Regions from separate parts of the Homo sapiens genome. Here region 2 is linked to region 1. A link is an interaction called in ENCODE POLR2A ChIA-PET data of the cell type or tissue named here. Cell type or tissue: PC-9. All regions are shown on one strand. Links, peaks and the distances in the headings refer to the core of each region. The heading gives the core; the rest is flanking DNA.

What was found. ChIA-PET counts read pairs that join two places held together with the same protein. Peaks named below come from ENCODE experiments on the same cell type or tissue, not always from the same donor. Only the 100,000 strongest peaks of a DNase experiment are listed, where the experiment ranks them.
Region 2: POLR2A ChIA-PET joins it to region 1 with 8 read pairs; 2 of 35 experiments call an interaction of 5 or more read pairs at or near these places.

What each region holds. Positions count from the first base shown.
Region 1 is chr7:132,133,627-132,144,907 of GRCh38, reverse strand. It overlaps PLXNA4 (plexin A4), which reads left to right. Exons shown (of 32, transcript NM_020911.2): 30 at 4,097-4,309. Among named protein-coding and RNA genes, the nearest start is that of PLXNA4-AS2, 120 kb to the left of the region's middle. RefSeq lists a silencer at 5,072-5,272 and an enhancer at 9,718-10,218. In PC-9, for the core only: no CTCF peak of the experiment used is centred there; a DNase peak (open chromatin) is centred at 5,877.
Region 2 is chr7:132,077,799-132,089,079 of GRCh38, reverse strand. It overlaps the pseudogene LOC100533635. Among named protein-coding and RNA genes, the nearest start is that of PLXNA4-AS2, 180 kb to the left of the region's middle. In PC-9, for the core only: no CTCF peak of the experiment used is centred there; no DNase peak of the experiment used is centred there.

The DNA of each region.
Region 1 (11,281 bases), core at 4,672-7,171:
TCTGTCTGTGCATCTTTCTTTCCTATCACTTAGTCAGTTAACAAACATTTATTGAACCAGCTGAAGAAGCAAGAAAAATATGCCAAATGTCACGGCCAGGACACTCTCCCATCCAAGTACCTCCTGGGTGCCTGTGATTATGCTAGACACGGGGCTAATCAGACATGGCCCCTGCCCTCAATGAACTGACAGATGAGGGTGAGAGGCAAGGAAGTCTGCTGGTGTGGGACAAATGCTATGGAAGATGGAGGATGTGTCGTGTGCAACCAGATCTTAGAAGGGCAATGTCTAACAGTGACTTGCAAGCAGTTTTGAAACACACTTAGGAACCAGCCAGGTGAACAAAGGGCATTCCTATTCTATTCAAGCAATTGCTCTCTTCTCTTTTCCAAGCTCTGTGTGGTGAAGAGACCTGCCCTTAACCACTATGTCTTCCTTTGAGACAACAGGATTCTCCAAGTACTAATTGACACTCTAGGTGTTCTCCCCTATGATCCCCTCTCTCCTTTTAACATGGATCATCCTTCCTTTCACTTGTGAGTAATTTGTATTTCAGGTTGAAATTTCAAGATCGCACATCAGTATTCAGCACTTAGTACGGAAGCTTGCATAAAGCTGGGTCTCAATAATTATTGATGAGATGCAGAGCCAAGGTGGTCTCTGGTTGAGAGCTCTACCTGAGGCAAAGCTGGCTTATCCTTTGTCCCATTGCTTCCAGAACTGCCTCCCTGTAGCTTTTCCAGATCTTCTTCCCCAGATCATTCTTCTGAGGCAGTGTGGGCCTGTTGCCCGCACCAACAACTGCTAGGATGGGCAAAGCATTAGGGCTCAGCGAAGCACCCTGGCACCTAGCCCTGGGCCCCAAAGCAATGCACAGATGAAGGCAGAAGTCAGGCTTTGGTACCAAAACTGTATTCAATGTAGTATACTCTGGCTCCTCATCCTCTTCACCGGGAGAAGAGACTATCCCTGCTGAATATGAAAAACCAGGTAGGAACCAAGGTTGAGACCACAGAACCAAAGCATGGGGTTTGCTCCCATATTAACTCCTAGTGAGAGAAGACCTTCGTTCTGGGGTTCTTCCAACCTTTCTGAAATAAGACTCAAAAATCTAGATTGCTCACTCAGTGTAGCAAAACTTTGTGATGCGATTTCCTCCTTTTAAAGCTGTGCTGGGTCTGATATCTCCCAGGACCTGCCTTTAGGTAAGATGCGTTTAACTCTTCTAGACTTTGTGGCGTGACTACTGGGAGCTGTTCAGTGGGGCATGTCCCCAGCCTACCAATCTGCTTCTGTTAGTGAGTCTTCCTACTTACTGCCTCCATTGAATGTTAGCAGCCTTCAGGAAATTTTTAAAAAAAAATGCTCTGCCCAGAACTTCTCTCGGTCCTAGCTGGAGAAAGTTGGGTCTTTCTAAACATTTCTACCTGCTTTTAGTAGCACAGTGCAAGAATATCACCTACAATGGTATCTAAACCATTTGTTTTCACCCCATCCCTCCTGCTGGGGCAAGGCCACCTCCAGGGGTGCCATAATGTCCTTGGAGTGGAGCCAAATCTTCTTGGATGCCAGCTCTTCCAAGTACTCAGGTCTGAGCAAAGGAAATCCCAGAAAGTAGACAGTTTCCCCCAACCCTGAGGACACTTTCCCCCAACCCTGACTTGATCTATTGCTATGCTGAGGAAGACACAGTCTGGGAATTTTAAGATCTGCATATTGACTTGGAGTTAATTGTCTCTGATGGAAAAGTGATTATTTTTTTATTCCTGGCCCAAGGTGTAACCCACCCTCTCCCCACCCCCTTCTTCCACAGTTCCCTACCTCTTCTCTTTTAAATAAACCTCCTGCTCATTTAGCCTGAGTGGCTGCAATCAACCAGAGATTAGTGCCACCACTAATGTTAATAATATGCTAATATTTCATTAGGCGGGAACCTCAGGTGGGTGCTGTGGCTTCCCTGTTTGCTGTGCCTGTCAGCAAAACTGGCTTGAGGACCGGGAAGCATAGGGAAGAAACAACCGGCAGAGCAAATGTGGACTCCCAGAGTCCCTATCCTTGGTGTAACTTGTGGAACAACAGGAAGATGTAAACAGAGATTTCGTTAGCTGGAAGTCGTGAGTCCTGCATTCAGGGCTCTGAGCCCAGCTGTCAGGAAGGCTGGGCAGCTGGAATGACCCCTACTTTCACCTGGGTGTTGTGGCTGTCTGAGCTTTCCTGGGTGCCATCCCATTATTTCCTATTAGGGATTTCCAGGGATGAAGCAAACACCGCCAAACATTTTCAGACCTCAATGCTGCCTGCCTGAGTCCCGCCCTGCACACTTTGTAGGAACTTAATAGATCCTTGTCGACTGATTGGCAGTCTTGAACATTAGGTTTTCCTGTATTAATAGCATTTGTTATTTGTACATGCTGGCTGCTGGGAGATAGAGCAAGTATAGAAATATTGTACTGGTTCTATTGAAATGATGTAATTCAAAGAATTTAAGTTCTAACGAGCAAGCCAAACACATAATGAATATTCTAACTATTACCATCAGTGAGAACAACCACCAAAACAATAAAACATCAGGGGAAATGGCAGGAGGCAGAGGTGGGAGCAGAGGAAAGAAGTAAGCAATCCCTTGCATGGTGCCTAGCCCTCTTTCCCACCTGCGTCCAAGCAGGCTGGTTGGAAGCCGTAGGATTATAGCCTGCAGGGATGGCTACAGCCAAAAGGGGCAGAAGGTCCCAGGATTGGGACATTATAAGCAACAGGCTTACAATAGCAGACTGCAGGGCACACTTTTCCCTCTTTGTCTTTGTTAATGCAGATTTCCTGTCTGCAGCCCATCCTCCACCACCTTCCTCCAGGCCTCACCCTGCTAAGAAACACACAGGCCAGGCACAGTGGCTCACGCCTTGTATTCTCAACACTTTGGGATGCAGAGGTGGGCAGATCAACTGAGATCAGGAGTTCAAGATCAGCCTGGCCAACATGATGAAACCCCATCTATACTAAAAATATAAAAATTAGCTGAGTGTGGTGATGGCTGCTTGTAGTCCCAGCTACTCAGGAGGCTGAGGCAGAAGAATCGCTTGAACCCAGGAGGCAGAGGTTGCAATGAGCTGAGATCGCCCCACTGCACTCCCGCTTGGGTGACAGAGCAAAACTCCATTGAAAGAAAGAAAAAGAAAGAAAGGAAAGGAAAGACTTACACAAGTTTTAAAACTCCCACCATCAAGTGCCCCCTTTGTGAAGGCATTCTGGACACTGCCCTCTGGGTAGGCTTGATGCTTCCCTTGGTCCCATGCTGGACCCTACACATCCCTGGTCCTAGCACCAACAGTCCTCCCGGCATGTAGTTGATTTCATGTCTGCCTTTCCATGAACCCACCAGAATGCAGGCTTCTTGAGAGCAGAGGATGTGTCTCATTCATCACTGTATCCCCAGTTGCAAGCACAGTTCCTGGTGGGCAGGAGGTGCCAACTGGAGGGGAAGGAGGGAATACGATGGGGCCCATGAGGTGGGTGAATGTGGGTTTTCAAGCGTGCCAGCTTAGAAATGAAAAATCAGTCAGCTACACTGTACTTCTCAGCCCCAGTAGGAGTAGGCTGAGAGGCCCAGGCAGGGAGGAAGGGTGTGACTTCTGCCAAGTCATACAGTAGATGGCAGAGAGTCAGATACAAAGCCTAGATTCCAAGCAATTCCTTACAGTTTGCCAACTAGATGCTCTTGTACCAGGCTTAGGAGCAGACAGACAGAGAGTTAGAAATTCCGCTTTATAGCATACATCATGGCTGCCTTTTAGACCAAAGGGAAGATGATGAGCCCTGCCATCAAGGCTGGGTATCAAGTCCTCTCAAGTACCTACCAACATTATATCTCTGGATGAATTATTCAGCCTTGCCAGTCCTCAGTTTCCTGGAAGGTAAATTGGGGCCCTGCAGACCTGCCTCACCTCCCTTCCCTGGCACATCCCATCCGCAGCATAGAGAAGGCTCTTAAGTTCTATTAGTTCCCCAGGCTTCTCTCCTTCTCCAGAGACCCCTCCTACCCACACCACAGCCCCACTGCCCCGTCTTTCCTGACCATCTGCCTCTTCCTTCCACGCAGCCTGCCCCTGAGGTTTTGGGTCAACATGATCAAGAACCCGCAGTTTGTGTTTGACATCCATAAGAACAGCATCACAGACGCCTGCCTCTCTGTGGTGGCTCAGACCTTCATGGACTCTTGCTCCACGTCAGAGCACCGGCTGGGCAAGGACTCGCCCTCCAACAAGCTGCTGTATGCCAAGGACATCCCCAGCTACAAGAATTGGGTGGAGAGGTGAGTGCTGGGCCACGGAGCCAAGTCAGGGCCCCTTGCTGGAGCCAGCAGCTCCCTCAACAAAAGGTCCCCTCCCCATCAAAAACCAGCTGTGTTTCCAGATGAGTCATTCACAAAGCCTAATCCTGCCACTGCAACACCCACACCCCCAAGTCCCAGTGCTGCTGTCCCCTGAAACCAGAATAGGAAAACTTGGCCAGAGGTTGCCATGGTAGCTCAGCTTCCCTAGATAACAGGCCCTGGAGCCTAGTGGCTGAAATGTCTTCTAGGCCCAGAAAGGAGATGCGGCTCCCAGCTCTGATCTTCACCACCCACCCCCCAAAAAATAAATAAAAACTGTCATCATAACACTTCAAGGGGCCAAACTACATCATTGCTGCAGAAAAGGCTGGAGGCCTCTACCCATCTGCTACCGTCTGGCTGGCAGTTCCCAGCATTCAGTGGGGATGCCTTTGTCACTGTCTGAACAGTTTCTCACTCTCCCCATCCCTTGACTCTTGCATGAGCTCTTAATGCCCTGGTTCTTGCAGCGTTGTGATCAAATCCCAGTGTCCTGCAGAGCTCTCGTGACTGAAGGTCCCCCTATGAGCCGCAGGGCTGGGCTCTTCCTAGGGCAGTGCGACTCATGGTAAAGAAGGTTAATGGTTTGTCTGAGCCACATCAGCTCCATACGCCAAGCACCTGAACTAAGCAACCAGCTGAAGCTTTATTTATTCATCACAGAAGCCCTGTACTAGGGAGAGGACAGGAACTATAAGCTCCTTTTATGCCATGAAGGTGAAGAAATATACATGCAGAATGGCTAAGTAATCTGCCCAAGATGATTTAAAGAACCAAGATGAAACTAGATCCCAAGCCTCTTAGCTGACTCCCAAATAACCTTCCTACTTATTTGCGTTACTTTCAGACAGGGCCTCTGCCAACCCATATGGTGCCTCTGTATGGTTTAAGAAAGATGCCCCTTCCTACAGAATGAGGTAGCCCCACACCAAGTGCGTAGTTTGCTGAATGATGGGCTTTGTCACCCCCAGCTCATCCTCTTGTCCAAGTACCTTTGTGCAGTGAATAACCTGCGCAACTCTACATGGCAGTCCTGCATTTAGACTTTCTCTTTATTCTAAGTAGCTTAAATATAGGAAACCTAGAGGGAAGCTCAGATATGGTGCCTTTTGAAGAGTAAAAGAGTCCAGAAGGTGTTCTTGACTTGGTGACAAAATGAACTTTATCATTTTGCCTATGATAGAGACAGCCTCTGTCTTTATACTTGAAAATTGCCTTCCCTTATAAAAAGGAAATAACTAAGAGGGAGTAGAGTCCTGGCCACCTCAGTGCATTAGTGTCACTAAAAGGGTTTGATTTTGTTTTTCCCTCTCCCCTCTGCTCTTTGATACCCTCTCCTCCTTTCCTACTGATGCAGGTGGTGGACATGCCACCTCAGCTGTCCAAAAGGAAACTAACTCTTTTGTCCTAGTGTCTGATTATGTCTGAGTCACCTAGACAGGCTCTCACCTCCTGCTATGTAGACAGTGGCTCACTCTCCCAACAATAGAGCTGCCAGGAGCAGGCCCTCCAGCCCCTCCCATGTGGACAGCCAATTCTTCAGCAGGGAGAGGGGGAAGAGGCAGCAGCTGGGCTGTTGGTCATCCGAGTGCCACAGTGTCATTGTGATAGTGCCCCAGGCGGGGAAGGGGAAACCAGGGCTGTGAAGGGCTGGGAACATTTATAAAGTGTCTGCATAAAGGACACTTCCCAGGAACAGGCTGCATAGTCAGAGCTGAGGCTCATGCATGGGCTGAGCAAGTGGTCTCCTTTCTGCTTGGTGCTCAATGAGGTTTGTGCCATGCAGCTGCTGCAGGTCACAAGTAAACTCAGTCCATTGGGTTATTTTTAGGAGTGATTTGATGGTTTCCATTTCCTATCCCACTCGTGTCTTAGCAACCACTGACACTTTCAAGAAAGTCATCTTTCACTTACTTGAAGCCCCAAATCTTTTCTCCTTTTCGGGACCGGGGTACAAAGACAGATAGATCGAGAAAACAGCACAGACAGGGCTGAGGTCAAGCCCAGAGTTCTTCTTCACTTGGTGATGGAGGGACAAGTCCACGTCCACTCCCACTCCCAGAGGAGGTATCCTCCGAGCTTGCCTGGCTCCCTGGAGGGGAAAGTAAAGTCCGGCAGGGCAGACCTCACCTGGGACCACAGCACACCTGATCTCCCGCCTCCCCATTCCAAGGAAATTTGCAGCCTGCAGTTGAGGATGATGGTAGAGTGACCTGGCCACGGCTTGGTCACTTCTGAATTTGCTCCCCTGCTGTTGGTCAAATGGAGACAGTCCTCCCAGGACTTTTTACTTAGAGGCTCACTGCTGTGGAGTGTGCTCTGCATGTATTTGGGGAAGGTTTTCTGCACCATCACAACTAAAAAATAGGGCTTACCCTGGCTGGTCCTCTCTTCAGAGCAGGTGAAAAAGGGAAGCATATAAATTCAGGAAGCCTCAATAACTCTTGGTTGAATGGCATAGATGATTCTGCCAGTATGTTGAGTCTTCTAGAAATTCTTTACCCTCCCACTCATCTTTTCATCTGTCCTCCCACCCATCCCCCACTCATCCTTCCATCTAGTCTCCCACCAGTCTTCTTATCTGTCCTCTCACCCATCTTTGCGCCCATCCTTCCACCATCCTCATACTCATCCTCTCATCCGTCCTCCCACCTGCCCTCCCTTCTCTCCTCTCACTCATTCTCTTACCCATCCTCTAACCCATCGTCCCGCCTGTCCTCCCATCCATCCTCCCACCTGCCCTCACTCCTGTCCTGCCATCTATTTTTCCATCTCTTCTCCGATCTCTCCTCCCACCCATCCTCCTACCTGTCCTCCCTCCCACCATCTCCCCACCCATCCTCCCCTCCCATTCCTGCCTCCAAGTACCTTGTAATAATGGTGGTTTGTAGCCCCACTGTGGATTCCCAGTATTCATTCCCCTCATCCAAGAATTTAAGCTTTTGCTTATGGCCGAATCTGGAAAAAGGGAGAAGAGTCTCTTGGTTTCCAATTAGCAGTTAACTACTACCTTCACCTTACAGACAAAACACAACAGTGTCATCACCATGAAGTGGCGTGTTGTGATTAGTTGTAGTTTTTGTGTCATTACCAGTAGCAAAACATTTGCATACTTTAGTAGTGATTGATTTCCTCTGATTTTAACTTGGAAGAGTTGAAAGGTCATTCTTGCAGCAACATTGGCCTCACTCACTTGCCATCAGTCAGCTTTTAAGAAGTAAGTAGAATGGAGTCACAGCAGGCCACAGGGGTTTGGACTAGAGTGTGCCACACATTTGAATGTCATCTATCATGTGTGTCACGGCATGAAAAAAGGTTAAGAATTTTAAATATTTAAATATGCCTCCTATGGAAACCATCCAGTCAAATACATAAAATGGTGACAGCTTACCCTGGGAGCAAGATATAGTCTAGAGGTGAGATATAGACATTTCATTAACATATTCATTAATTCATGGGTCAAACATTAATGGTATCCATCATGAGTGAGTTGGGTACTTGAAATGCATTGAACTTGACCCTTTCTTTGCAGCTCCTGTGGTCAGGGAGGCCACACAGATGCTCAGCAGGCCCCACAAGCATCATAGTGGGGAAGTCAGGGTGTGGGGCCTCGTTCTGCTGGGCCCAGAGAGACCCTCCCATGATTCACAGAGGAAAAGACTTGTTCAGGGCCTTGAAAGGTACATATTGGGAATATCAGAGCATCAGGCTGGAAATATCTTTCACTCCTGCATCTTCATCCTCGAGGTGTGTGGAGGAATGCCAACGCTGTGTCCTTTCCAAAGAGTTTAGGGCATTGGAGACCATCTTCCCAATCACTACAGAGCTAACCTAAAGGCAGATGTGAGATACGCACTGTCACTCTCTGGGCCCAGGATTTCTGCTGGCATCCCACTACCCCATAGAAATCCACAGACTAGGACCCTGCAGACTGGCCAACAGTGGAGGATGCGGCTCTGTGGGGTGCTGATCTTTATGGCTGCTCCCAGAGGCCTGATGTCAGGACCTCAGGGGTGCTGGCCTCCTCCCTGCTGTGAGCAACTCAGCAAAAAGAACCAGGGAAGGCCAGTGGTGGGACCAGCTCCTTCTTAGCAGGTCAGGCCTGGGGCAGCTCGGAGGGGTCCTGAAGGACTTCCTGGAGATGGGCTCACCTGAAGGCAGAATGCCCACAGGAGCAAGTTCAAGCACAGGGGCCCAGGTTCCCCTTTCCCTTCCTCAATGCACAGCCAGCAGATGAGAATGCTTGTTTAAAGTTCCTTAACAGAGCCTAATTGTGTTCTTCCTGATCAGTAAGGCTTCCCAGTGGAGGAGCCCAGCACTGGGGCCGGCACAACAGGAGCGAGAAGGAAGCAAGGTTCACCCGGCAGAGGTAGTGCCGCATGAGTCAGCGTCAGGCACAAGGTGCTGGCTAGGGAGTGGGAGTGGGGGAGCAGGAGGGGTCAAGACAGCATCAACAAAGCCCTGCAGAGAAGATGGGACCACTTAGCAGCAGGCAGGCTTAGGATCAAAAACAGGGTAGACTCTCAGCAAGACTTAAGCCCCACACCCACAGACACTGGGCTGTCGGTGGCCATTCAGCTCAGCTGATTTAGAACTTGCTGAAGATGAGGTCATGCAGTTGGCCCACCTGTCAATAGTATGTGGCCACAGACGTGCCCTGATTTGATCCAGCCTCCCCAGTGCAAAGGGAACAGGAAAGAGACAGGAGCTACCCAGCAAGGACCTGACCTGAGAGAGAGGATGATGTGTTCAGGAGAGGCACGTCACCCAGGACCTCTAGATGAGATGGTCAGGGCCCCAGCCCTGTCCTACCCTACTCTCAACTCCCTGCCCTCCACCCCAGCAGCTCTCTCTGTCTTTCTCACACACACATATATACTTCTAGATATTCTCTTTGGAGAAATGGACAGGGCTTTTAGTGTGCTACCATGAGGCAAGACACTGTGAAGGCAGAATGCTGGGCTTCTGTTTTTTTCCCTAGTGATGGTCTCTTCACTGCAGACACAGTGGCCCCTAACCGAGGATTCCTTACACCTCGGGGACTATAAAGGCAGCAAGAAGGTCCCTGGCACTGTTTGCAAAAAGCCTGACAGAGCCACCTGCCTACTGTGAAAGGTTCCACAGCTGGTGAGAGAAATTACAGGAGTCTTTGCTTTTGATGACAGTTGTGTCCTTTCCATGGGAACCTGGGTTTTTCACCTGGTCAGAGGCTCTGATTGTGTACAGGTGACAGAGTATACCTGTCTGGTGGAAGCTTGGAACTCAGCTGAGTTACCAGAGTTGCGTGGCTGGCTGCTGGCCATGGTACCAAAAGTGAGTGAGGTTATTTGTTCACACTTTTTACAAATAAAGCCTGTGAAGATAGCCCTTTACTTGACAAACATATCTTGCTTGGTAGACATGGGATCCCTAAGGGGACAATGACACAAATCTCCTTGGGAATGGCAAGGTTGGGAGCTACTACTGAAATCTCTGGTGTCCCACTATAAAATGGAACAATGGCATTTATTGCATTCCAGAAATGGTTACAATGAATCAAGTCTCGCTGCAATTTTATACCTGGAATGTCGTTAAATTACTCAGAGCCCTGTGTCCTGAGGTACCTGAGGATGTGTTTTGGGGCGGGTCACAGGCCTCGAAGAGAACAGGCTCTTCTGGGGATGGAGCAAAGAAAGCAAAATGAAACAGGAAGGGGTACTGGGCCCTGAGGGTTCTGAAGGTGGAGGAGGGGCGGGGAATGGAAGAAGATGTGAAGGATGGAAATACAAATGAGACGGGGGCAGGGCGGCCTGTCTGAACACCCAGGCTGCTCTGAGAAAGGCCATGTTATTACGCCCTTGGCCTTGTTGCCTGTCTCAGGCTCCTGCCCAGCCAAAATGCTACCAGTTCAGCAAAACAGTTGAGAAAGTGTCTGGTATGTGGCCAGGGGAGTCCCCTCTGACCAGCCCCTTCCCTTGCCAGGGAGCACAGCTGTCATCTCCCTCCCTCTGCCTCCCCATTTTCCAGGCAGAACAACAGATCTGCAATCCCAGTACCACTGTGGCTCAAAGCAGGGAAGCCATCCCAGCCCTCACTAGCCCAGGGATGCTCTGGTGCAAATTGAACTGTCATTCCATTGCAGGCCCTTGAGCTGATGACTGAGATGGCACAGGAAAACCATCTCTGCCAGTCTTCACCCACCTCCTAGGCACTGATGGGAACAGTTAGAGGTCAGGGAAACAGCACAAGACAGACAGGGTCCTGGTTGGAGAAGTGAAGGATAGGGCTGGGAAAGACACAGGGCTGGGGTGCAGAAGGAGACTGTCCCGGAGCCTCTGACCAAGATTCAAGTTCTGAGAACTCCCAGGGTCTGTCATTGTCACCAATACTTGCACAACCCCAAGAGTGAGTGCCTTTTCTTAAACTTGGTGCCTAGGTGCCTTGCTTCATGCACCCTAGTCCCTGCCCTGCAGACTGTCCTCCCCCATCCCCTCTGATCCTAGGTTTCAGGTTTACTTTCTCCAGCATGGCAGCCACAGGGATTTGGCATGGGCTGGATTGGGCTAGGCTGAGCTGGGCCACCACAAGGCCTTGAGGTTTATGATGCCCTCCTGTCATTGCAGTTACCTCTTCTCTTTTATGCAGTCCACAAGCCCAAAAGTACATAGGAGAGGGTGAGAAGTGGCTGTCTTTGGGGACACTGAGGCCTTTCAGTTCCTCATTAAGAAACTGCGCAACCCCCCTCTGGTGGGGGAGTTGAGGTTTGGTGCATAAAATGTCAAATTGCAGAAATTAAAAATGTAAATGCTGGCATCTACTTAACCAGTTGACAGCAGTGCACAGCTGCAAGTGACAGTGACTGATTGCCTTCTACCAGTCTCTCCCTGAGTAGCCTCAGCCCTGCCTCCTCCCATTTAGCCCCCAGAGAGTGGA
Region 2 (11,281 bases), core at 3,127-5,626, 54 kb after region 1:
AAAACATCAAATATGAAGATTCTCAGAGATAATGCATTTATAAACACAGAAATGGTTACAACAAAGACAGCCATGATGAGTGGGTATATACATATGTACACATATATATGTAGAAATCCTTGCCCAGCAACCAACTATGGCATCTAGGGAGCTAAGGCCAGTCTTTGTATTTGTCCTGAAGGCTCCCTTCTCCACAGCAGCCCCTTTTCTGGGGTTTCATGGAGTACATAAAACTCCCTCAGCTCCTTGGGGGCTGGGCGGGGGATATTGAGATGAGAAGGTCTTGGCTGGCAGAAAAGGGAGAGGGAGGATCCAAGGAAAACCATAACCCACACTTCTAAGACACCCTTGACCACCCTGGGAATCTTGGCCCCTTGGGAACCATATCATAGCCCTTGTCCCTTTACAGATAAAAAGGAGATCTATTCCCCACCCAAATCTCCTTCTTCCAGAGCAGGTAGGAAGTAAGGGGAGATTGTGAGGGGAAGAAAATGGGTCCCGGGGTTGGGGCACATGAGAAACCTCTGTTCTTTTGTAGGCAAGAGCAGAAGAGGAAGCTGGCTGCATTAGGGTTTCCTTCTGTCTGATATCGGGGAAGGCCAGCCGCTAGTCCTCCATAGGCCCAAACCTTGAGGAAGAGGGGGTAGGGGGTCAGTGCTAACACTTGACTTTTCTATGAAGTCACAGCAAATTCCTCCCTGGAGCACCAAGCCCCAGTTTTAAAGCTTTGCTTGGGCAGGGAGGTTGCTCGATGACACCACCATCCCGGTGCTCCTGGGCCAGCCAGGAGGGCTGATGTTCCTTTTGGAGAAGGGTAGAGAATGAGGATGAGGCTGGAACCCTTTAAAGGAAGACCATGCCTCAAGCCCAAGGATGGAGCCAGCACCTGTCAAGGAGGGAGAGGACTTTTCCCAGCAAGAGATGCTGGAGAAAGAAGAGACTAGAACTTCTTTCTCCTCTTTCCAGCAACGAGCAGCTGGCCAGGTGCTCATCTGGAGGATGCCGGTGGTGACAGTGAAACAGATGTCCTTATGATGCCCCTCTACCTTGCTGGGAGTCAAGTCAAGGGACTCTGGGATGGAAGGTTGATTGCTGTCCCTATCCTGGGAGGATACTGCAGGGGACTGGATGGGTGGTGGCTAAGGCTGCTACTGCTATGTCTGGGAGGCCTGGACCTGGGCCTGAGCCACCGCTGCTGTCACTGCCACCTGCCCATGCTGCTGGAGATCAGGAGGGCTGTGTTTGTGCCTGTGTTTCCTAAGGGATGTTTCAGACGGACAGGCCCAACTGCAGAGAGTTGGGTGTCCTCCTTGGTGTGCTTCACTGTAGCATAGACAGGTAGACAGGTGCCCCTCTATGAGGCCACATCCATGCATGCTGGATGATAGCTGTGGCACTTGGAGGGCTAGTGTCTGCTGTGCTGCTGTGTGTGAGGCAGTGAGCTAGAGGGTATGTGAAGGCCTTCTCACATCCCGGGGGCACATGCACATGGACCATCCCTGGCCTGGATCTGTGTGTGCTGCTGGAGGTGGGAAGCCCCCTGGCAGTTGGAGCAGTGGTAGGGCTTGGCCCTGAGTGAATACAGAGGTACTGGAGGGGTAGCAGCTGTTGGCAAAGGTCTTGGAGGAATGTGGGACCTGTGGGGCTTACCTTGGTGTGGGGCTTGGAGCACATCAGCATCTCTAACTTCCAGTAGGATGTTAGTGAGCACATTGGCACCTTTATAATATGATGTCAACATTTTCCAGAAGCCCTCTTATTGTATAAAGCAGGGTACACCCATGGTCATATAATAAGTTTGTGATAGAGCTGAGATCTGAATCCAGGAACCCAAGGCTCTGTCCATTTCCTTTTGCCACAGTTCCCTTCACTCTCGTAAGTCATTCCATCTTTCTGATGGTCATCATTCTCCGTAGGGAAGAGGGCCTAAGGTTCATTTATCTCAGGCAACCCTGATTCCAGCATTGCTGCTTCTTTTGGCCCTCTGTGTGGGCAGGGGTTGGGGTGGGGGATGGGAGATTAGAAACCACACTGCCACTTCCATCACCTTCTACCTCCCTCTCGTTAGGCCAACACCATCTTCTTGGAGAGGTCACGAACCACCTGCAGGACTTGTGAGGCAGAGGGAGGAGCAAAGACAATCATGGGAAGCCAGATGGGGAGGTTCAGAGCCGATCAGGCTGTAGCCCCAAGAAAGCCTGAGGGGACTGGACTGGCAGGGGTCAGCCCCGTGAACAGCATGGGGACCACCAGGATGCGTGGGCTAAGCTGCTCTGACTTGGCCTCCATCCACACCCATCCCGAGGGCAGGGAGGGGTCCAGGACCCAGGGCCCAGGGGCAGGTGCTCCCAGCAGGGCAGAATGGAGAGATGGAGCTTTATGTTCTTCATGAAACCCCAAAACGAGGGGTGCTGTGGAGAAGGGAGCCTTCAGGGCAAATGCAAAGACTGGCCTTAGCTCCCTAGATGCCTTGGTTGGTTGCTGGACAAGGATTTGCACATATACATGTATACATATGTATATACCCACTCATCATGGCTGTCTTTGTTGTAACTGTTTCTGTGTTTATAAATGCATTATCTCTGAGAATCTTCATATTTGATGTTTTATTTATTTTTGTCCTTTTTTTCCTCCACCCTGTCCTCTGGACACAGCATTTTTATCTCTCTTTTTTTTTCCTTAAAAAAAAGAGGCCACAGCTGGTGAGGGCTCAGCCTCCATCCTGCTGACAAGCATGGTGTTCTCAATTGGCCCTGAGATGGTGGGGATGCAAGGCCAGACATACAAGTTAGGATTTAAGTGGGAGTCTTCCATTCTACCCTCTCTCTTCTTCCTGTCCTCTTATTCCTTCTCCTGTGCAGAACTCTAGAACTTCACTGCAATGATTGCTGTGGAGACACCAGGGCCAGAGCCAGAGTGCAGGAGGGTCAGCATTTGCTAGAAGCAGTGCTGCAGTGCATGCTACCAAAAACTCCAATTCCTCCACACCCACCTCCCTCGGGCGCACTGGACAGGAGAGGGTGGAGGAAAGGCAGTGCATTATTGTGAACGAAAGCTCACAGTTAACACTGGGGCTCACTCCTTTTGTTGTACATTCTATAGGTTTGGACAATGGTATGAGGACACCTTTTCACCACTACCATTCCATACAGAGCTGTTCCACTGGAGTGGGAATCAGAGAAAGGTTTCATGAAGTCTAAATATAATTTGGACTTTAAAAAGAGAGGCCAGGCATGATGGCTCACATCTATAATCCCAACACTTTAGGAAGCCAAGGCAGGAGGATCACATGAGCCTAGGAGTTCGAGAGCAGCCTGGGAAACAAAGTGAGACACTGACTCTAATATAGACATAGATATAGATATAGATATAGATATAGATATAGATATATAGATATAGATATATAGATATATGGTCACAGTGGTATGCACCTATAATTCTAGCTACTTGGGAGGCTGAGACAGAAGGATCCCTTGAGCTCAAGAGTAAGAGGCTGCAGTGAGCTATGGTGGAGTCACTGCAGTCCAGCCTGGGCAACAGAGCAAGACCCTGTCTCAAAAAAAAAAAAAAAAAAGGTGGGGATCAGATTTTCAGATAGACCAAGAACCACAAATAAAACCAAAAAAGAAAGAATGTACAAGGCATTATTTGACAGATAGTGGGTATGTCGCTCTGTCTTAACCAGAGGTTCATATTTGGAAAGGTGACACTGAGAGTGAACACTAATTTGGCACTATTATATGCCAGGCAACTGATAAACATTTTATATTGATTATTTCATTTAATCCACAGCATAATTTATAATATAGGTATTACTGGTAGAGGGTCTTGACTGCAAGTTGTCCAGGTTCTTGGTGTTTTGAACAAAGAATTGGGCAAATTGCACAATAAAGCAAGGAAAGAATGAAGCAATGAAAGAACAGAAGCAGGAATTTATTGAAAACGAAAGTACACTCCACAGTGCGGGAGTGTGCGGGAGCAGGCCTGAGTGACAGCTCAAGGGCCCAGATACAGGATCTTCTCGGATCCAAATACCTCTGAGAGGCTTCCCATTGGCCACTTCATGCTCACCTCATGTAAATGAAGTGGTGGCCTGCAATCGGTCTGATTGGTTGCAGAAAGCAACCTATCAGAGGCTGAAGTGAAGTTACAAAGGTCACATTCCTGTGCAAACCAATCAGAGGCTAAGGTGAACTTACAAAGTTGCACTTCTATCCAAACGAAGATTCCGCCTGCAATCAGTCTGATTGGTTGCGGACAGCCAATTTCCCATCTGCTAGGTAAAAAGGTGGGGGGTTTGCAAAAGTAGTAGCCTCTGGTCCTTTTGATACTTAGGTGTGACAGTAATTCCTTTCAATTTAGTTCAAGGAAGTCCATGTGAAACAGACTTAGGTTCCCCGCCTCCAGACTCTATTTTCCTGCCTCATAGGTGTCATCATTACCATTTTAAATTAACACGTGTACAAATTAAAGTTTGGAAGGGTTTTTTAAAACTTTTGCAAGGTGACACAGCAGGTATTTGGAAGATCTGGGATGCAAAGTTGGGCAGAATGAGTCCAGGGTTCTTTGTCTCAGAAACTACGCTATAATCCCTGCATGGTAAAACCAAAATCAGACAGCAGACATGTGGAAAAGGTAAATCGGGAGCTGTTTGAGATTGAATTGGATGTCATGTCAGGCTAAATAATTGTTTTCTTTCAGCAATGTGGTTTTCAAGAAACGTATATACAAGTATTTTGTTTTAGTAGTTGAGACCAGAAAGCCAGGATAGGTATGGATTTTTAGAACCTTGTCTGTTTCATAACAGCTCATCAAGGCTACAAAAACCAAAACCCTGTTTAGGGGAAGGGCCTGAGAAAACCCTACTGGGGGACTTTGTCTCGAAGATGATCTGTCAAGTAACCCGAGGAGAGAGGCAGAGAGCTAAAGAAAAACCAGTAAGAGGTTTCTGACATCATTCACATGCTGGCCCAGAAAGGTCTCGGCATGAGATGGTCGCCGTAGGGATTGAAATAAAAGGGAGGTTATGGCAGGAAGTGTGAAGGAAGAAATGAGCAGTCCTGGGGAAGAGGGAAATGTGTGGAGGGGTAAAGGTAACTGGAGGAATGATGAAACTATGTTTAGAAATCCTAAACTTCAGAGGAGGGGATAGTGTCAGAGAGAACACAAGCTGGGATTTAAACTCTTAGACAACATCTGGCCAGGGACAATCTGGTGGCACTGTCCCTAAGAGTTGCAAATAAAGTCTGGAGTTTGACAAAAGGGTCGATTGTAGAGTTCCGGATCTGAGCATCGCCTCCACAATGGAGATGAGGAGTGCATGAATGAAACCAGAGAGGGGAAGAGAAATGCCTGGAGCATGCGTGGAGGAAGTTAGCATGACGCAGCAGGGATGGAGAGGGACACTCAGAGAGGTGGCAGGAGGATCAGGTGGCCAGGGCTGAGCCTGGGACTAAGAGTTCCAGAGGGAAAATTGAGGCACACTTGTAGTCTACACTGCTATGAGAGTGGAGGGGACAGAGGCTAGGACAAGGCCTTTGGGGTCATGAACTGGAGGTCACAGAGCAGAGGAGAAGGGAGAAGCGGCAGCCTTGGAGTGGGAGCAGCATTGGGGCTGCTGGAAGCAAAGCCAGAACGTGCCTTTCCTCAGGCACAGAAGGCCCAAGAGGACAGGTGTGCTCGAAGCTCTTGTTCAGATGCCAAGGGGATGCACGACATCAGAGCTCAGTGACTGTGAGGACTGGACCCAAGCAGCTGACTCCAACGGGCAGCAAGAAGAGCTGGTCCCCCCAGAGCCCCCAGACACACTTGCAGAAAGTGCTGCGTTGGTAACAGCTGCCGCCACCAGAGAGGAACAAGTGGGGCTACGGGGTGGGGGAGGGAGACCGACTCCATGTATATTTTGACTTTCATACCGTATACAAGTATTAGCCATTTGAACAAATGAAGCATTAAAAATAATAACAGATGGAAGAAGTACTGATTAGGACCAAGAACCAGGGCTAAAAGGAGTTAGGGAGCTCCAGGGGAAACAGGTTAGAACTGTGAAAGTCAACAGCATCCCACGCACGGAGCCGCATGGAGCCTGGCTCAGCCACTCTGCCGTGTGTACACGCACAGGTATCCATACACAAGTTAGAGGTGGGAAAGCAGTTTTTTCCTCTGAGTAGAGAACATGCAGGAGGCTTAGATCCTGAGATCTGGCTCTACTTTTAATTCCTTCATGAGCTGTTGCAAGAAAAATCAATAAGAAGCAAAGACGAGGCTCCTTCCTCCTTTTTCTTCTTTGTCTTTTGGTCTTTTATTGCCTCCTTTTTATTTTTTTTTCAAGGTCTTGTTATCATATGCAGTGGATTTAACAAAGTATTAAGAGCCGGTTTTATTTTTATTGGAAAGAAATGTTAGTTTAACATCAGCCCAAGGAGAACATAATTAGGAAGGCAAATCAGCTCCCAGGAATGATCAAATGGTACATTTCAAAACAGATGGTAATGATTTAGGGATTATCCACTGGCTTTGGGTTACTTGTGCTAGTGTTCACCTCCATCAGCTCTGCTAACCAGGAGGTAACTGTGGAATCCATAAAATCCTTTAAAGCAAATTTAACACTCCCAGCAGTCACCCAAAGCCTAGTGTTTCCCCATGGGGTTGAATGTACTGTTATCCATTATTTGTGTACTCAGAGGGGACAAATGTTAGAGTTAGTACTCAGCATCAGGTCATCAGTATCTGGGGATAGGTTTCTTTGAAACTCATTTTGTGCTCTCACTCTGTCACCGTACACACACGTGCATGAACACAGCAAGTGTGAGAGATTATAATATCCCAGAGTAATATCATTGCTGAGTATGGGTGTTAATATTTCAGTTACTCTCTTCAAACCCAAGTCTATGTCTTACAGTATCCCTGGGCCCCAGGCCCACACAGACAGGAAGCCAGCTTTGCTTGGGATGATTGGTTGCTGCTTTTTGCTCCCTTAGATATTTTATTTTAAGTTCCAGGAGTCTCTTGAGCTCTAGAGTTAAGTTACTGAAATGGGAGAAAAGGCCAGTGACAGAAAAGGTAACGTATGGGCTGGATTCTGCCAGGAACTCAGAGCTGGGTGCAGGAGCTGGATTGCAGACAGCATCTCACTCATTGTTTATGTTTTCTGATGCCATCATGGCAGCCTCATAGAGCAAGGGAAATAAGCTGGCCAAGTCCGGGGCAGAATGGGGCTCCAGGAGGAGAGGGCTCCTGGAGGCTGAGCTCAGACTGCACTTTACTCTGGCAAGGACACCAGGACCACAGGCTTCAGTGGTCAAGTCCAATACAAGGCAGGTGGTCAGGCAAAGATTCTGTGCATTCTGAGTGTAAGAGACAGTCTTGGAGATGCAGTTTGTGGACTAGAAGTTTCAGAATTTAAGGACTTTCCGAAACTTTGCAGAAACAATCCAGCAGCCTGTTTGACAGCGTAGACCTGTCCTGAACACTTTGGGATGTTTGTTCATCCTCTACACCAAATTCACTTCTCACTCACCAGATGTGTCTGGAGTGCTTTAGGATAAAGAGGCTCAAAGTACTACGGGAGCTTCAAGGAAGGGGCCGTTAACTCTGCCTGGGAATTCTGGGGAAGGCTGCACTTTGACCTCATGGTTCCTGGAGGAGTTCCTGGCAGCAGGAACCAGTTGTCTGCCAATTGCCTTCTGAAATGAGCTCAGAAATCCAGAAACAAACCTTTCTCTTGAGAATTAAGCCTTATTTGGGCATAATTAGGCTTCTGTGTTTGGAGGTACCAGGGCTGGGTGTAGGACAATCTGCTTCTTTGGATGACTCCACCAACTGGAGAGAAACCAAGTACCTTTCACAACCCAGGCAGCAGGATCAGGATGTGGGATGTTTTGCACATTCCAGGAGCCATTCTGGCATAAGAGCTTTGGAGAGAATTCACTAGTATTAATGTTGAAGACTCTGGCGTCCAGACAGGATCATGCGCTCTGAAAACTCTGGCCCACCATGAAAGTAGGCAGCAATGGGAAATGGGTCAGAGAGTGATTTATCTTCCTCCCCAAGGAGCCTGCACAGCTTCACAATGCTTATCTCTTCTAGGTGATCCTGCTTTACTAAGAGTTCCAGATTCCAAGATGGCCCCATACATGCAGCCCAGGAGAAAGGAGCTGCACCAGACACACTGGGATTTGAGCTTTAACCGTCCTACTAAAGCTTGTCAGCTGTGTGCTCCCCAAAGGAGTACTTCCCTCTCTGTAAAGAGAAAGAATTAAAGACTCTCCTTCCAGTAAGAGGATCACAATGGCCTTTAGCACACACTTCTGCCCTGGCTGTGTGTGCCACTGAAGCAAAACCAACCTCCTGCCAGAGGGTGCCTGGCAAGAGGTCAGCAGCAAGATAAGCCACTCAAGGATTACTGGATCCAGGTGTGGACAAGGGTAGATCAGAAGCGAGAAGGCCAGGAAAGCAATTCAAGAGGGCAGGAAACATCTGGAAGGTTCATGCCTCCCTTGAGGGCTTTGAGGGGTGGATGTTGTCCTGTCTAGTATCAGGAAGCAGGGCTCTAGCCATGAGCTCCAAAGAGCTGGTACAAAACTGTTTCTGGGGCTTGAATGGACCAAGCCCAGAGGCCAGTATCTGAAGCCAGGGAATAAAGTCAGAGTGGGAGAAGAAAGGGCAATTAGACACTGAGTTGGGTTGGAAAACTACTGGGCTAGGACCGAGATTATAACTTAACAGTCAAAAACAACAATAATGGTAAACATAAGGGGTTCATTCTTCTAACATTCAACAATCTTGCTATGCTCCAGGGGTACAGATAAATAAAACTATTCCCTTATGGCAAGGAGCTCACAGAAAGCTGGAGGAAAACAGCCCTGTAAACTCAACATTTTAACAGAGCAACTGGAATGCTTTAGGATAAAGAGGCTCAAAGTACTATGGGAGCTTCAAGGAAGGGGCCATTAACTCTGCCTGGGAATCCTGGGGAAGGCTGCACAGAGACAGAGATATTTTGAACTGTGTTTTGAATGATGAATACCAGGTTCCTCTGTTGGAAAGAGAGGCAGGCATTCCAAACAACAGAGAGAACACCATGGGCAAAAGCAGAGCTCTGTGCAGGACGGTGGCACATCATCAGAGTACGGAGCATTGGTAGGAGGGGTCCTTAGAGGAGAAGCAGAGGGACAGGAGGAGGGGAGGAGAGGAGAGAGAGGACAGGACCAAGTCAGGGAGAGTCAGCATAGCTGGTCTGAGTGTGGACCTGACGCACAGGTGGCAAGGGACCATTGAGAGTCTGTTGACATTGATTAGGCTTCTTTGGTTATAAGCAACAGAAACAAGTTCTCACTTACTTAAACAAGAAAAAAAAAAACATGTCATAGAGGGAAAACAGGTGGTTCCCACACCTGTTGGAGAATGAGGAGTGTAGGGAAGGGACTGGAATCAGGGCTGGCCTGGACTGCAGACTGCAGGAACAGGCCACAATGTCTTCAAGGAGCTGTTGCCCCCAGGACAAGTCAATTTCACCCCACTCCACTGGCCAGCCACAGTCCAGGGAAGAGTCTGACACAGGGCTGGGGTCACATGCCCGCCTCCTGGTTGGCAGTCTCACCAAGATCATCCACTGTGGGTGGTGCTTCCCCAAAAGGAAATCAGGGTTCTAGAACCAGAAGGGGATTGACGCAGGTGCTGCCAGAGCTTGATACTTGTGTGCCTCTAGTGTTTAAGCCAGAAAATGACAAACACACAGTGCAGGGATCAGCTAACTTTTCCTGTAAATGGCCAGAGAGTAAATATTTTCAGCCTTGTGGATCATATGGTCTCTAAGGCAGCTACTCAACTTGGCTGTTATAGCCCAAAGCAGACAGACCACACGTAGACCAATGTCTTTACTGCTTGCCAGGAAAGCTGTATTAATAAAAACATATAGTGGGCCCGATTGACCCCTGGTTTAGAGCCATATTAGGGCATAAGAGAAATACAGAAGGTTAGGAAACTGAAAGGAAAGAGACCAAACCAGAAACTGGTCTGTCTATAAAACCACGTCCTGGCCAGGCGCGGTGGGTCACGCCTGTAATCCCAGCACTTTGGGAGACCAAGGTGGGCAGATTGCCTGAGCTCAGGAGTTCAAGACCAGCCTGGGCAACATGGTGAATCCCCAACTCTACTAAAATACAAAAAAATTAGCCAGGCATGGTGGCATGCACCTTTAGTCCCAACTACTTGGGAGGCTGAGGCAGGGGAAATGCTTGAACCCAGGAGGCGGAGGTTGCAGCAGTGAGCCAAGATCGCGCCACTGTGCTCCAGCCTGGGTGACAGAGTGAGTGAGACTCCGTCTCAAAAAAAAAAAAAAAGCCAACAAAAAAACACATCCTATGGGCTGTCATGCTAAGTGCGTCCTATGGGGAAAAAATTCTCTACATTTTTCCTCTTTGGGACACTCCCAGGCAAAGCATCCCTTTTACAAACTTCCTTTTCACAAGCATTAAGTTCTGTTTCTTCATGCATTCAACTTGTTTCTTAATTGTTTGTTTCTGAAGTGGGTTCTATTTGTTTGGTGTGTTTTGTAAGCCTTTCATTCTGGCAAAGGTAGCCACAGTTCTCCTCAGCAGGATACCAGGCACGTATTGACTGTTTTTTGAAAAAATTGCACTGTAACCACAGGTTTCCTGGTGTGGTACACCTGTATTTATTGGAGTCAATTTTTAGAAATACAACAATACAACTGCTTCCACACTTTCCGGGTTGCTGTTTCACTCACTGCTTGCAACCCTCAGAGCCTTTCTCCATACTGCTCTAAGACATGACAGCTTGGGCAAGAAGTGGCTGGAACGTGGAGATGGCGCGCACAACCGTGGCCAGGCAAAAGCCTAGCCCTCTTTTGTAATCACCTCTTCGGTGTGAGGCAATATGCTGTGAATTAGTGTGTTCCAGGCCCAGAGTGGTAACATATGGTGTATCTCTGCTCATTCTACATTAAATCCTGACATTTTGCAGCTGTCAAGATAAAGCTGTTTATATGAGTAACATTGTAGTTTGTTTATAGGGAAATAATGTGTAGCAAGTTATGATTAATCAAGGTGTCTCAAATCTGCTGGAGGCTTCTAAATAGATTTGTTTTCACTGCCGTGCTTTTTGTCTCCTAAATCAGGGGTTTAGTTGCCCCTACCTCCTTTGTCCGGCTCCTGTTTGTGGTCTTGTCCCCTGTGAGATGGATGAAGAGTGAAGCCAGGCCACAGAGAAGCAAGAAAAATCAGGATACGGCATGGGCTAGGTGACAGGAAGGACTCAC